Regions from separate parts of the Homo sapiens genome. Here regions 2, 3, 4 and 5 are each linked to region 1. The links are chromatin contacts, found by Hi-C or POLR2A ChIA-PET in ENCODE. All regions are on one chromosome and are shown on one strand. Each heading gives the region's core, a stretch centred on a gene start or an enhancer-like site at or near the end of the contact. The rest is flanking DNA. Distances are from core to core; before and after follow the strand shown.

Region 1 (2,730 bases), core at 93-2,592:
TCACCCAGGCTGGAGTACAGTGGCACGATCTCAACTCACTGTGACCTCTAGAGGCCTCCTGGGTTTAAGCGAGTCTCATGACTCAGCCTCCTGAGTAGCTGGGATTACAGGTGCACACTACCACTCCTGTCTAATTTTTGTATTTTTTAGTAGAGATGGGGTTTTGCCATGTTGGCCAGGCTGGTCTCAAACTTCTGGCCTCAAGTCAACTGACCACCTGGGCTTCCCAAAGTGCTGGGATTACAGGTGTGCACTACTGTTCCTGGCCAAGAAATATTATTTTCACCTGTAAAACTCCCTTTAATGGTTAATGTGCTGACCAAAGGAACCCTACTGATATTCTAGATGGTTTAGGTGAAGCTTCTTTTTGGTCATTTAACTTGAAGAATTGCATCTCAACCTCTCTTCTATCAACACCCTTCCATTTTAAAAAAAGTCAATACAATATTTGCCACCATGATGCCTTTCTATGCACACATCTGCTGTCTCATATCTCACCTTCACCTCCCTCCCTCTCTCTTACTGGTGTGTACCCCGCCCATTTGCAAAGATTTATATTGCTGGGCCTCCTGCTGCAAAAAAGGTGCACTCACATCAGTTCAACAAACACTGTTTGTTTGTTTGTTTTTTTTTTTTTTTTTTGAGATGGAGTCTTACTCTGTCGCCCAGGCTGGAGTGCAATGGTGCGATCTCGGCTCACTGCAACCTCTGCCTCCTGGGTTCAAGCAATTCTCCAGCCGCAGCCTCCTGAGTAGCTGGGATTACAGGCACCCACCATCATGCCCAGCTAATTTTTGTATTTTTTTTAGTAGAGACAGGGTTTCACCATGTTGGTCAGGCTAGTCTCGAACTCCTGACCTCAGGTGATCCACCCACCTCAGCCTCCCAAACTGCTGGGATTACAGGCGTAAGCCACCGCGCCCGGCCCAACAAACACTGGTCTTAAAGATTGTATATAAAGCAAATTTTTGCAAACAGAGTATCCCATTTTCACATTAAATAATACATGCACCCTCTTTGGTTTTCATCTGCATTTGGTTAGCTTTGATTCATAGTACATTAGATTTAGATTTATCTCTTCATCACATTCAGTCTTTGATGAACTGTGAACACACTACTGATAGGAATCCTGGTGATTTCTTTTATTAAATAACGAATCCTTATCAGTAAATAATTCCAGCCTTACTATTATGTTCTAGTGATGGATTTTCATATAAGAGCTATGTGTGGGTGTGTAACATTTATCTTTTCTCCCCATTTCACTTTTGAGTCACTACCCCTTTAAACCCATGTGTGACAAGTATGGAGCACAGATCCTCTCTCCAGTGTCGTCAGAGAGTGTCATGGAGTGGCGGGGTAATAAACAGCAGTGAATGCTACCTAAGCCAGCCCTGACCAGTGGGGAATTGCAGTCATAGAAATTATAGGTCCTCACTGGAGAACAGAAACTGATTCTGAATCATTTCCAGAGCCTCCGAAAAGGCACTTCCTGTTGTTAGAGATCTGTTGTGCTGAGGTTAGATTGTAGCTGCTGGTCCCTTGCTCGCTGAGGAGGCATGCAGGACTAGAAAGCACACTCTCCAGTGCTGGAGCTGGAAGAAACAATTGGATCTGACACTGTCATTTCATAGACAAAGAAACTGAAACCCAAAAGATGTGCCCAGGGTCATGCTGCTAGTTAGAGGCAATAGTCCCAGGACACAGGGGTCTCCCTCCAGTTTACTGATTTTGGTTTTATTTCATGAAGTTTATGTTTTAGCAGTTTATCCTTTTGCAGAGGCAAGGTAGCTTTCTACAAAGCCTCTAGTCTCTGAAGCCAGACAAGTCTGTGTTACAGTCCTTGCCCTACCTGTTACAAGTGTATATTCTTTCTAAGCACTGGTTTCTTCATCTAAAAAATGAGGATAATGTCCACCTTATAGGACTGTTGCCCTAATTTGTGTTAATGTATATGAAATGCCTGGTGCATACATATTAAAACGCAGTGTTGTCAGTACTCTAGGTGATGGGGGTGGACCAACTGCTACCTCTAATTTTAATGTAACTTGCACTTTCTATAGCACTTGTTTGGCAACTAAGTCTTTCCTGTCTTTCCTGCTTTGGGCTTTATGTAGATTCAGGCCCTGTAGGCCTATTTTGAGAAGTGAGTGGGTTTTTGTTTTGTTTTGTTTTGTTTTAGGACTTCTAGAAATTCAATAATCTGGTTCTTGCTACAGAAGCCTCGATTGTTAGAAGGAAATCTCTAGTCTCTTTAGGCTCTGAAGACCAGGATAGATTCTGTGTTCTGCCCTTACTATTTCAAGGCAACTTCAGTTGTTTCACAAGAAAGAGAACCAAGTTGGCATAGGAGGTGAGACATACAAGCAGGAAGTAGGAATCCCTGGCCTGGCAGGGGTGGGGTAGAGTAGGGTAGCATGGTAGAGGAGACCCTGCCTGGGCTCTTCGCTAGCTGAGATGAGCAATGCAAGGAGGTGATGGCTCTCAACTGCAGTAGTAGCTAAGAGGACTAGAAAATAAGTGACTAGTCAGGGTCTAGTCCTTTCCTTGGGAGTGGGGCTGCCATGGTTCTGCTGATCTGCTGGATTTGAGCAGGCTAAAGTTAAATAGAGGCAGTTGCAGATAAAAGACTGGGGGCTGCATGTGTTCATGTGCATGTGTCCATGGTGGTTATTTTCAAGCTAAGCTAGAACAAGATTTGTGCAAATTGTCTCCCTCTTTGATACTTTTCCT
Region 2 (2,730 bases), core at 146-2,645, 790 kb before region 1:
AGTGCCTGGTTTCTACTGCGGTACCCGGGCACTTTGGAAGAAAGTGCGTGCAGATTCAAGCTTTTGAAATGGTTTCAGCTCTGTTCAATTGGGCATAGGCTATTTTTCCTTTTCTGTTTTTTTCTTTAAATACATTATATTCATTCCTCTCAATTTGATAATAATCACTTGAGAATTGCGAATTGACACTTACATATCAAGGACTTTACAAAACCCTCTCCAAAGTGGGGTTTCCGTAGTGTAGTGGTTATCACGTTCGCCTAACACGCGAAAGGTCCCCGGTTCGAAACCGGGCGGAAACACACTAAAAAATCCCTTTTTTTTTTTTTTTTTTTTTCCTTCGCTTGGAAGAAAGCGTGAGATCACGCTTTGTTTTCTTTTGTTGTTTGTTTTGTTTTTTTTTCTGAGGGAAGCCTTAGCTTAATGTATGCCGGTCCTTCAAAAGACATGATAGCAATTTGAGAGTCTGAACTGTAAGTTTTTGTTACTTTATTCGTTCACCAAATGTTTTTATGGAAGCCTTGCCACGTGGAACATGTGTCCCGGGTTTTAAAAAATGAATTTGACTCACCAGCTAACACTGAAAAAATAATGTACAGCCTAGAAGGAAAGATCAAAGTGTAAAAGTGGTTAGTCCTGTCGCCTCCTGAGCATTTTTGTATTATATCACTTGGTTTTTCGTCTGAAGTGGCTGTAAATAATCGTATTAAAAATCTTCTGGTCCAGACGCAGGAAAACCTTTTCCGGTATAAAGCCCACCTTCCTCTAATGTTGCGCATGCCCACTGTGCCCAGCTGCTCCGCTTTCGTGCATCCCAGACTTCTGTCACCAGGTAAGGGCATCTTGGAAGCTGAGCTACAGTTGGCTGGGGCACAAAAAAACCAGGGGGTGCCAAGAGTTTTCAGGTACGTAAGCGGGAAAGGGGTGCCAAGTCTCAGCTAAAAAATCCCCTATGGCAGAGATCCGAGTACACATGCAGCAGTTTCCACCGGTGGGGCCCCGAGGAAGGGGAGGATGATGGGAGAAGACAAGCAACTACAAGCCCCCGCACGCAGTGCGCAGCTGGCTTCAGGAGAGAGGCCCGCGGTGCTGTGCTGCCGGGCCTCGGCGCAGAGCCCCGGCAGAGCGCCAGACGCTGACTGCCGGCACCAGAATGCTCGCGATGAGGAAGACAGGCGGAGCGCTGCGAGCTAGCGAGCCCTCAGCTCTCGTATCCATGACGCCTGCTGCTTCGGGGGACCCCTGGCATGCTGGGGAGTGGGTCTCTGTGGTACATCCTGTACCGCCCTGGCCGGCGCCGGACCCCCATGGCCCCAGAACCTCCCGCACTGCCACGGGAAGACAGAGCCGGACGTGACGCCACCGTGGAAGGAAGGGAGGGGCGGAGCGTGGCTCGGTGACGTCCTCCCAAGATGGCGGAGACAGAGTGAAGAAACTGTGTTCCCCCCTTGGGTTGCTATCGGTGAGTTCCTACTTCACCCCCAGCCCGCCATCCCGGTCTCTCTAGAGCCTGGGCCATCAGAGGGCAGGCTCCTTGGAGTTCCAGCACGGGTCGGGGCGCAGGTGGAAGGCTTGGGCTAGGCAGCCCCGGGGTGGCCTGGGCCACAACCTCTGCTGTGGAAATTCGCGGGAGTGGGAGCTGGGCAGAGGGCAGGGCGGCAGAAGCCGAGGAGGGACTGGCTTTGGTTGTCACTCTCGGATGCCGCCTCGCGTAGAGAGTGGGAAGGGAGAAGGTGTGGCCTCCTTAGCGCGAGTGATAGAACCTTTGACAGCAAGCCATGGCCGGGCGCATTCCCGGCTTTCTGGGCAGCCACCTCTCGTTTTGGAGAAACTGCACTGGGGAAACTAACAGGTTTTGGTGACTTGAGAGCAGTTTTTAAAAACTCGTACTGTTCTGCCCCTATCTGTCCCAAGAGATCATGTCTTAGTGGTTTAAAAAATTTTTTTGTAACATAAGTATGTCTACTGAGCTTGAAAATCTGAGGGTTCAACAGATGTGAAAGCGTCAGGTTTTGCTGTGCTTTTTGCAGGTGGTAGAAGTGTTGCCATTCACCGTCACTTATTGATGTGTCCAAAGGATTGTGTTAGTTGATCAAGGTAACCAAAGATAGAAAGGCACTCATCCCTTCATTCTTAACCATGTATGTTTGATAAGGATTTTCAAGGGGGCTAAAATTGTTTAAGTTATGTCCTCTGTCCCTTCCCTCACTGAACGTTGATGAGAACTTACGGTTACTGATTTACTGTTTCTTTTTGTCTTTTAGATCAAGGGTAAAATTCCATTCTGATATCAAAATGCAGTATTCGCACCACTGTGAGCACCTTTTAGAGAGACTGAACAAACAGCGGGAAGCAGGTTTTCTCTGTGACTGTACCATAGTGATTGGGGAATTCCAGTTTAAAGCTCATAGGAATGTGCTGGCCTCCTTTAGTGAGTATTTTGGTGCGATCTACAGAAGCACTTCTGAGAACAATGTCTTTCTTGATCAGAGTCAGGTGAAGGCTGATGGATTTCAGAAACTGTTGGAGTTTATATACACAGGAACTTTAAATCTTGACAGGTAAAGTACACATTTTATTTTCAGTTATAAAAGCTAGTCAGTAGTCTTCACAGCAAAAGTAGATTTGTATTTTTTCCATTCATTCTCTGAACTCAAATTCTTCACCTATTTATGCACACAATGTTTGTTTTTATAAAGAAATCAGTATCACTGATTTAGGATGAGCAGG
Region 3 (2,730 bases), core at 100-2,599, 720 kb before region 1:
AACTGAGAGACCAGAAGTAGGCCATCACAAATATGGCCAATTGATTTTTCACAAAAATATAAAGGCAAATCAATGGAGAATGGATAGTCTTTTCAGTTAATGGCACTCAAATAATTGGACAGTAATATGCAAAAATATTAACCTCTACCCATACCTCATACCTTATATAAAAATTAACTCAAAATAGGTAATAGGTCAAAATATAAAATGCAAATACAAAGCTTTAAGACAAAAATATGGAAAAAATCTTTGAGAACTTAGATTTGCAAAACGCTCTAAGATGCAACACAAAAAAACTCTATTCATCAAATTAACAAATTGATAAATCTTTATCAAAACTGAAAGCTTTGATCTGCAAAAAAACACTATCAAGAGAATGAAAAAGCCAGTGGGACAGACCCAGAGAAAATAATAGCAAATTATATTTCTGATAAAGGACTTACTTGTATTCAGAAAAATCTAAAAAACTCTCCAAACTCATCAATAAGAAAACAAACAATCCAATTTTTTAAATCAGGCAAAAGATTTAGAACAGACATTTCACCAAAGGAGCTAAGAAATGAAAATACACACATAAAAAGATGTTTGACATCATTGGTCATTAGGGAAATGCGAATTAAAATCACAATGTTTTGTCCCCATCTTCTAATTACAATCATTTTTGCTATAACACTTGTTTTGAAAACACAAGTTTATTTCAATGAGATTGAAATGTCAGGAAACAATCTGAGTATAATGCAAATTTCTTGTTTGCATTATGCACACAATTTGTCCACAGGAAACACTAGGTGAACATATAAAACTGTCCCCAGCTGAATTGAGCTGCATATAGAAATAAACAGCCTGGGCACGGTGGCTCACGCCTGTAATCCCAGCATTTTGGGAAGCCTAGGCGGGTGGATCACCTGAGGTCAGGTGTTTGAGACCAGCCTGGCCAACAGGGCGAAACCCCGTCTCTACCAAAAATACAAAAATTAGCCAGGCGTGGTGGCATGCCTCTAATCCCAGCTACTCAGGAGGCTGAGGCAGGAGAATCTGTTGAACATGGCAGGCGGAGGTTGCAGTGAGCCAAGATCATGCTACTTCATTCCAGCCTGGGTGACAGAGTGAAACTCTGTCTAAAAAAAAAAAGAAAGAAAATGCAGACATGCACACACCTCATGAGGACAACAACCCTCATCTCTCCACACACCCTCTTTCCACCAATGGAAGTGTGGACAGGCCACTTCTACAAACTTCAGGTCTTTCTCGGGAAAATGTAATATTTGCTCATTTCTTAACTATTTAATATGTAAAACTGTATTGCTATTTTTCATAGCTTCTGTTTTTTAAAATATGCCACTGATGAAGTGTTTGAGTGCGGTGCTTCCAACCGTAAGTCCTGTGGTTATTACTGAATAATTCTTGCATAACACATGATTTTTAGGCCCATGTGCCGTGTCATAGCAAAACTGACTAATATATACACTGAGAACACAGATACAACTACCTGGAGTGACTGTTCTGGCCCTTCATTGGGAGGCGCGCTCATTGCTTTGGAATTCCGGCTGAATAGTGATTGGAGTGTGGGGACAAGGCTAGATGGGAGCCAGAGAGAGTACTCTCTGATTCATTGTTTTATAATGGGAAAGTGGAAACATAGAATGAGTTTTTTATTTTGTTTTGTTTTGTTTTTTGAGAAGGAGTTTCGCCCCTGCTGCCCAGGCTGGAGTGCAGTGGCACGATCTCAGCTCACTGCAACCTCGGCCGCCCAGGTTCAAGTGATTCTCCTGCCTCAGCCTCCCGAGTAGCTGGGATTACAGGCATGTGCCACCATGTCCTGCTAATTTTGTATTTTTAGTAGAGATGGGGTTTCTTCATGTTGGTCAGGCTGGTCTTGAACTCCTGACCTCAAGTGATCCGCCAGCCTCGGCCTCCCAAAGCGTTGGGATTATAGGCGTGAGCCACCGTGCCCAGACACATAAAATGATTTTAGGGAATATTTGGGTAGCCTCAATCCCACAGTGCAAAAGTTATTCCTTATTCAATTATCTTTCCATCTTTCTAGACTGACATGGAAAAAGGGTCAGATTGTTACTACAGTATGCCTTTAACCCTCTCATCTTTTTCTAATAGAGAGGAGCCTCTAATCAAAGCCATCAGCAGTCTAGTATCTGTGAGAAGTGATACCTGTATTTCAGTTACAGTGATAATCAGTTTCCTGTTTAAATAAAAGCATTTAAATTAAAGAGTCAATTTAAAGGAAAAGTTAAGCAATAGTGCTGGAACCATGTGGATGGGTGAGATGTAGATGACTGAAGTGGGAACACTCACGGACCGCGGAGGTGTGGAACAGAGCTGTTTGCCTTTCAGGAACCTCCCCACCTATCTATATCCATATCCTTTTAGGAAATGCCTTCCACTGTCATGTGGTTTTAGAATTGCCTTCGCTCATTTTAATTAGACCTCTCGGCAGATGTTGGTGAGAAGGGAATCTGCACAGAGGGCTTCACCCCAGGTCTGGTACCTCCCCCACCTCCCCACCTGGTGCTTTGCAGGGGCCGCACCCACTGCTCTGTTTGCCAAGACCGCTTGGGAACAAGTAGATACACACCCAGGAGAGCCACATCCTCTGTCACCAGGGAACAGCTGCTCAGCCTCAGCACTTGAAGAGACATGGAAAGCTTTAGTGTTTCCAGAAGCAGCTTCAAGTTGCCACCAACACACTTGTTCCAAGAAAGGTTGAATACT
Region 4 (2,730 bases), core at 170-2,669, 630 kb before region 1:
ATGTTCCGCCCACCTCGGCCTCCCAAAGTGCTGGGATTACAGGCATGAGCCACCGCGCCCAGCCCCATAGCCCCTTTCTTTAAATGAGTTGGACCAAGGTGCTGAGATTAGCTGGCGTTAAACCTACTGTCCCCCAACTATCCTCTTACTCCCCATCTCTGCCTTAGGTGCCTACTCAGCAACTTCTCACCACTCACCTCCTGTAGGTAGAAAAAGAAATTCAGCAGAAAAAAAATAACAACTAAAACCCAAAGCCCCAAGTGCAAATGAACTCTTTTAAATAGGTGTAGAGAAAGGATTGGTGGCTCAGCTGTTAAGGAACATTCAGGAGAGCCTGCAACATATTTTGTTCCAAGTAAATGTCTAGTTCAGAGGACTCAGCAGATAAAATATCCTCTCTCTAAAAAGAACTGAAATTACTGAAAATATGTGCACATTTATATCATTACACATGGCCCAAACTGCTCTGGTGAGAAAGAAGGGGGTACATCTGAGCGACAGGGACATGTATGTGTCCTCGCCCCAGGCCCTGAGTACATCCACCATGGCTGAGGGTTAGATCCTCACACATTTCAGTCCCCTGGCTGCCAGCCTACCTCTGCTTGAAAATTTATCCACGTGGTTCCTCCTTTGGATGCTCACAAATTGTCAGGTGCACACTACCACACCCAGCTAATTTTTTTTAAAGAGATGGGGGTCTACTATGTTGCCCAGACTTGTCTCAAACTCCTGGGCTCAAGTGATCCTCCAGCCTTAGCCTCCCAAGTAACTGAGATTACAGATGTGAGCCACCGCACCTGGCTCTTTAATTTATATTAGCCATTTTCTATAATTTGCTTAATTAAAATAGGAAAAGAAATAATTACTTAATGCAGTTTGTTGGGGGACGGCTGGCTCAGCGCTGAGAGAGGTGGCCAGGGAATGGTGGGAGCTGCAGTGGTGGTGGCAGTGGCTGGGGTGATAAGCACAGCCTGGGGCTGCCCCTCCTCGGGGGCCATGCTGCATTGCACTGCATGGGTAGCCACGAGCGAGTCTAGGACGCAACGGGAACTGTGGAAGGTGCATCCACAAATGGACCAATGTGTGTAATGATGGAATCTCCTTACTAACCATTACCACTGCCTCTCCTTGATAAGTGAGCCAGAGAGTGAGTGGGTCAGGGGAGAAGAAAAGAGGTCAACATGAAGCTAAAGCAGCGAGTCATGCTGTTAGCAATTCCTGTCATCTTTATCTTCACCAAAGTTTTCCTGATTGACAACTTAGATACATCAACTGCCAAGCAGCGTTTCACTACTTGATCCCCTGAGGGCTTTTCACCGAATGATGACTGGCTTGTGGATGGAGCTGTCACCCAAGTTGGACCACACGTTGCAGTCTTCCTAGGAGACTGCAGCCCAGTGGGTGGTTCCCCAGGAAGTGTACTGTGAAGAGACACCAGAGCTGGGGGCAATCATGCATGCCATGGCCACCAAGCAAATTATTAAAGCTGATGTGGGTTATAAAGGGACACAGCTGAAAGCCTTACTGATCCTTGAAAGGGAACAGAAAGTTGTTTTCGAACCTAAGTAGTATAGCCGAGACTATGTAGTGGAAGGGAACCATATGCCGGTTATGATAGACACAATGCGGAGGTAGCAGCCTTTCACTTGGACAGGATTGTGGGTGTCCCAGAGCCCTGCTGATGGTGGGCAGATCCGTTCATCTTCAGACAGAGATCAAGCCTGTTACCATGGAGCAGCTGTTGAGCCCCTTCCTAACTGTAGGACACAATACTTGTTTTTATGGGAAGTGTTATTACTACCGAGAAACAGAATCAGCTTGTGCCGATGGAGACACAATGGAAAAATCTGTCACACTTTGGCTTCCAGATGTGTGGCCTCTCCAGAAACACTGACACCCGTGGGCCAGGACTTACTGAAAAGGCAAATTGGCCAGGTGGGAGTATGATGAGCGCTACTGTGAGGCTGTGAAGAAAACGTCCCTTTATGACTCTGGCCTGTGCCGCCTGGACACCATTAACACAGCTGTCTTTGATTACCTGATTGACAATGCTGACTGCCATTACTATAAGAACTTTCAAGATAATGAGGGCGCCAGTATGCTCATCCTTCTTGATAACAACAAAAGCTTTGGGAACCCCTTGCTGGATGAAAGAAGCATTCTTTCCCCCCCTCTATCAGTGTGGCATCACTCAGGTGTCTACCTGGAACAGACGGAACTACCTAAAGAATGGTGTGCTGAAGTCTACCTTAAAATCTGCCATGGCCCATGACCCCCTCTCCCCAGTGCTCTCTGATCCTCGTCTGGACGCCATGGACCAGTGGCTCCTGAGTGTCCTGGCCACCGTGGAGCAGTGCACTGACCAGTTTGGGATGGACACTGTATGGTAGAAGACACAATGCCTTTCTCCCACTTGTAACTCTCAATAAAAAATAAGTGAAACTTCTTTTTACAAAGATAGAGAAGCAGCACAATCAATTCCAAATGGTATGAAATGGATTGGAAATGGCCAGCAGCAAGTTCTGGTGACAGGGGACAGGGTGGCCTTGGATGTCTTTGGTGTTTTCTGTAGTAGAAACTAAAGCAAAGACCACAAGTTTCTGAGCATGGAGATGTTCCTGCTGAATCACCTTCTGAATTCCTCAGCAATTGCCCATTCTAGCAATAGGCATCATAGTTGGTCAGTCTTAATTCCCAGGCCAAAGGACAATCAGACATTTTCATAGATGA
Region 5 (2,730 bases), core at 82-2,581, 520 kb before region 1:
GAAGAGCGAAACTCCATCTCAAAAAAAAAAAAAAAGAGAAGAGAAAAATGGGAAAGAGCATATTCCTTTGAGGAAATGAGAGTCTTGTGTTTAGTCTCAGTGCTTCTCTGTCAGACGAATACAAGCCGCGTTGTCATTTTTCTCCCATGCTGCCTATTTTCTCACTTATAAGGAACTTGTTCGCTACCCCCTGCAGTTTGACAAGAATGGAGTAGGTGTGGGCAGGCCTCAGTAGGGAAAAGGAATGGCTCCAAACTCCCACACCATTGGGTCTTTGTGAGTAGGCAGGTGGGTCTTGTGCACCTTGGCGGTTCCCCAGGGTGTCCTGCAGGGATGGGGCACCAAAAAGGCCTTTAACCCTTCCCCTTTAAGCAGGGGACCCATGTGGATCCTGAAGTTGTGCATCAGCTCACTGTAGCTGCTCTGAGCTGGACCCCAGCCACTCTGAGGGGTTCCTAGGACTTGCAAAGGGCCCCTCTCCCCCATCCTTCTCTGCCTACCACTCTCCTGCTGATGACAAGTCCACTTCTATACACTGCTTAGGCACAGCCCCCCAAGAAAGCTCTGCAGGGATGAGGAGCTGAGGCACCCGCATAGTCCAGCCTTAAGGGGTTTCTGTGATGCAAGTCCAAGGGTGGCTTAATTTCCTTGCCTTGAAACTTTCGGTTAAGGGTCACGGGGCAAACATTCTCGCTTCTGTGAATAGCTGGAGTTTCATGACAGTTGAAGTTTCTCTTTAGATCTTTGTTTCCTTCCCCTGAGTTCTGCATTTTCTTCCCATGTACGTGTGCCGTGGAGGAGAATGAAAAGAGGAAATGGCACAAAAGTGAACCTTGTTGGGTGGCTTTCAGGAAATGTCAGGTGCTGTTGTGGGCCTTTGTCACTCGAGTTGTCAGTCTAGGTGTGTGTGTAAACGGACATGGAATAAACAAGGGCTCCAAGTGGAACAGCTTGTTTTGGCCAAAAGAAGTGAGTTCAGGCCGAGCATGGTGGCTCACACCTGTAATCCCAGCACTTTGGGAGGCCGAGGTGGGTGGATAGTGAGGTCAGGAAATCGAGACCATCCTGGCTAACACGGTGAAACCCTGTCTCTACTAAAAATACAAAAAAAAAAAAAAAAAAAAAAAAAAAAAAAAAAAAAAACCAATTAGCCAGGGGTGGTGGCACTCGCCTGTAGTCCCAGCTACTCGGGAGGAGACTCGCTTGAACCAGGAGGTGGAGGTTGCAGTGAGCCGAGATCACGCCACTGCACTCTAGCCTGGGCGACAGAGCAAGATTCTGTCTCAAAAAAAATAAAAAATAAAAAAAGAAAGAAAAAAAAAGAAGTGAGTTCAGAGGCTGACATGTTTTGTGAATGCCAGACCAGCGGCTTGATGGGATCCTTTCTGGAGAACTCTGCGATTCAGGTTTGTGGCTGTGTGCTCCCTCAGGTGATGATTAACCCCCTTGTCAAGGAAGAGTGGGTTAATTGGTTATTAGCCAGAGCAAACAGGGAGAGGCCAAGCAGTCTTGAGTATGGACTCAGCCAGATCCCTGGGTTTCATTTCTGGTTCTTCCACCACCTGTGTGACCTTGACTCATTTTTTAAAACCTCTTTGTACCTCAGTTTCCCCTATGTAAGCTAGAAGTAATAATAATACCTACATCATAGGGCGGTGAGGATTCAGTGGCACGTCAAGTGCTTGTAACAGTGCCTGGCATGGAGTAGGATGGATTGTGAGTTAGCTATTATTATTGTTGTTGTTAGAGCCCTGCTTCCTTTACTTTCACTTTTACTGGGGAGAATTTCCCCCACATAATGTTAGAAGAAAGACCACAGGGAAGAAATGCATCTGAGCTCTGACCTCTGTTCGTGGAGTGAGCCATGGGCTGCCCATCTGGGTTCCCACATGGCCTTAGGGAAATGTTCTCCATGACAAATGCTAACAGGGTGTTTGGTGCAGCAGCAGCTTTGGAATTGATGAGAACTGGGCCACAACTTGTGACTTTGAGCCAGGGCTTTGGCTTTGTTGTTCGGGGATTAAAATCTCCACTGACTGTGGAAAGGAGTTGGAATCCCCTAGCATTCATGTGGATACAAACTCCAACCCCTTATGAGAGAGCGGGCTAGTGTTAGCTGGGACACAGGAGTCCCAGCCTCAGCTATGCCACCGCCTGGCAGGGGTTTAAGGCCAGGTCTTCTGGGCAGCCAGTGCCTCTTCTGTCACCTGGGGATAAGCATATCTAATAGGAATGTTGTGAGGGGCTAACAACATTTTATGAAATCCTGACACAGACACAGCAAAGTACAATGCCTGACTTGCCCCTTAGTAGTAAAATCATAGAACAGATACATTGAGAGGCTTACTTTTTAACTTGGAAAAGTAATATAGATGCTGTTAACTAATGTTTATTTAATATTTTATAGTTCCTAAAAGGGCTATCTGGTTTGATCTTTAAACTAGCAATGCAGGTTTCTGTTTGTTTACATTTGTTTCGATTGCCTTTGGCTGCCTGTTTCAGGAGAGGAGGTACAGAAGTGAACCCAGGTTCAGGCCAGAAATGAGAACATGGAATGGCCTTCATTTTACTGTATCAGAGAGGTAACATGAGTTCTTATTCTTTATGCCCTTAAGTAATTCTGAGGAGGAAGCACTTTAGAGATTGATAGCTAAGGTGTTGCTGGGAAGCTGAAAGCATCCATGGTGTCCAGGGAAGCTGAATGGAGGGCCAGTGATTCCCCTCCAAGCA

The links. Hi-C counts contacts between places; a loop is a spot of excess contacts on that map. ChIA-PET counts read pairs that join two places held with the same protein, here RNA polymerase II (POLR2A). Pooled maps may share reads with other maps.
Region 2: a pooled map shows a loop between it and region 1 (1.9-fold over the local background). The contact joins the promoter of MYNN here to the enhancer-like site in region 1. A Hi-C loop is called at or near these places in 4 of 37 single-sample maps with no recorded cell type and 6 of 50 pooled maps.
Region 3: a pooled map shows a loop between it and region 1 (3-fold over the local background). The contact joins two enhancer-like sites. A Hi-C loop is called at or near these places in 3 of 37 single-sample maps with no recorded cell type and 2 of 50 pooled maps. POLR2A ChIA-PET finds 5 or more read pairs at or near these places in 1 of 52 experiments (K562).
Region 4: a loop to region 1 is called in a pooled map, with 3 times the contacts of the local background. The contact joins two enhancer-like sites. A Hi-C loop is called at or near these places in 5 of 37 single-sample maps with no recorded cell type and 3 of 50 pooled maps.
Region 5: a loop to region 1 is called in a pooled map, with 11 times the contacts of the local background. The contact joins two enhancer-like sites. A Hi-C loop is called at or near these places in 12 of 37 single-sample maps with no recorded cell type and 8 of 50 pooled maps. POLR2A ChIA-PET finds 5 or more read pairs at or near these places in 1 of 52 experiments (K562).

Annotation. Positions count from the first base shown.
Region 1 is chr3:170,562,794-170,565,523 of GRCh38, forward strand. All of the region lies in intron 1 of SLC7A14 (solute carrier family 7 member 14), which reads right to left. All of the region lies in intron 2 of SLC7A14-AS1 (SLC7A14 antisense RNA 1), which reads left to right. Among named protein-coding and RNA genes, the nearest start is that of SLC7A14, 22 kb to the right of the region's middle. Within about 2 kb of position 1,343, at least 3 of the 41 ENCODE cell types and tissues checked have a DNase peak (open chromatin) inside an H3K27ac peak, as active enhancers do.
Region 2 is chr3:169,772,001-169,774,730 of GRCh38, forward strand. It overlaps MYNN (myoneurin), which reads left to right and starts at 1,396. Exons shown (of 8, transcript NM_018657.5): 1 at 1,396-1,462; 2 at 2,265-2,561. The coding sequence starts at 2,296. TRV-AAC1-1 (tRNA-Val (anticodon AAC) 1-1) reads left to right here and starts at 230; the gene lies at 230-302. RefSeq lists enhancers at 1-45, 936-1,485, 1,059-1,562, 1,201-1,495.
Region 3 is chr3:169,845,527-169,848,256 of GRCh38, forward strand. It overlaps LRRC31 (leucine rich repeat containing 31), which reads right to left. Exons shown (of 9, transcript NM_024727.4): 8 at 2,594-2,730. Among named protein-coding and RNA genes, the nearest start is that of LRRC31, 23 kb to the right of the region's middle. RefSeq lists a silencer at 1,636-1,793. Within about 2 kb of position 1,350, at least 2 of the 41 ENCODE cell types and tissues checked have a DNase peak (open chromatin) inside an H3K27ac peak, as active enhancers do.
Region 4 is chr3:169,930,817-169,933,546 of GRCh38, forward strand. All of the region lies in intron 7 of SAMD7 (sterile alpha motif domain containing 7), which reads left to right. It also overlaps the pseudogene FAM20BP1. Among named protein-coding and RNA genes, the nearest start is that of SAMD7, 21 kb to the left of the region's middle. Within about 2 kb of position 1,420, at least 4 of the 41 ENCODE cell types and tissues checked have a DNase peak (open chromatin) inside an H3K27ac peak, as active enhancers do.
Region 5 is chr3:170,044,305-170,047,034 of GRCh38, forward strand. The region is part of intron 2 of GPR160 (G protein-coupled receptor 160); the gene reads left to right. Among named protein-coding and RNA genes, the nearest start is that of GPR160, 7.7 kb to the left of the region's middle. RefSeq lists enhancers at 783-832, 1,412-1,912, 1,873-2,032. Within about 2 kb of position 1,332, at least 10 of the 41 ENCODE cell types and tissues checked have a DNase peak (open chromatin) inside an H3K27ac peak, as active enhancers do.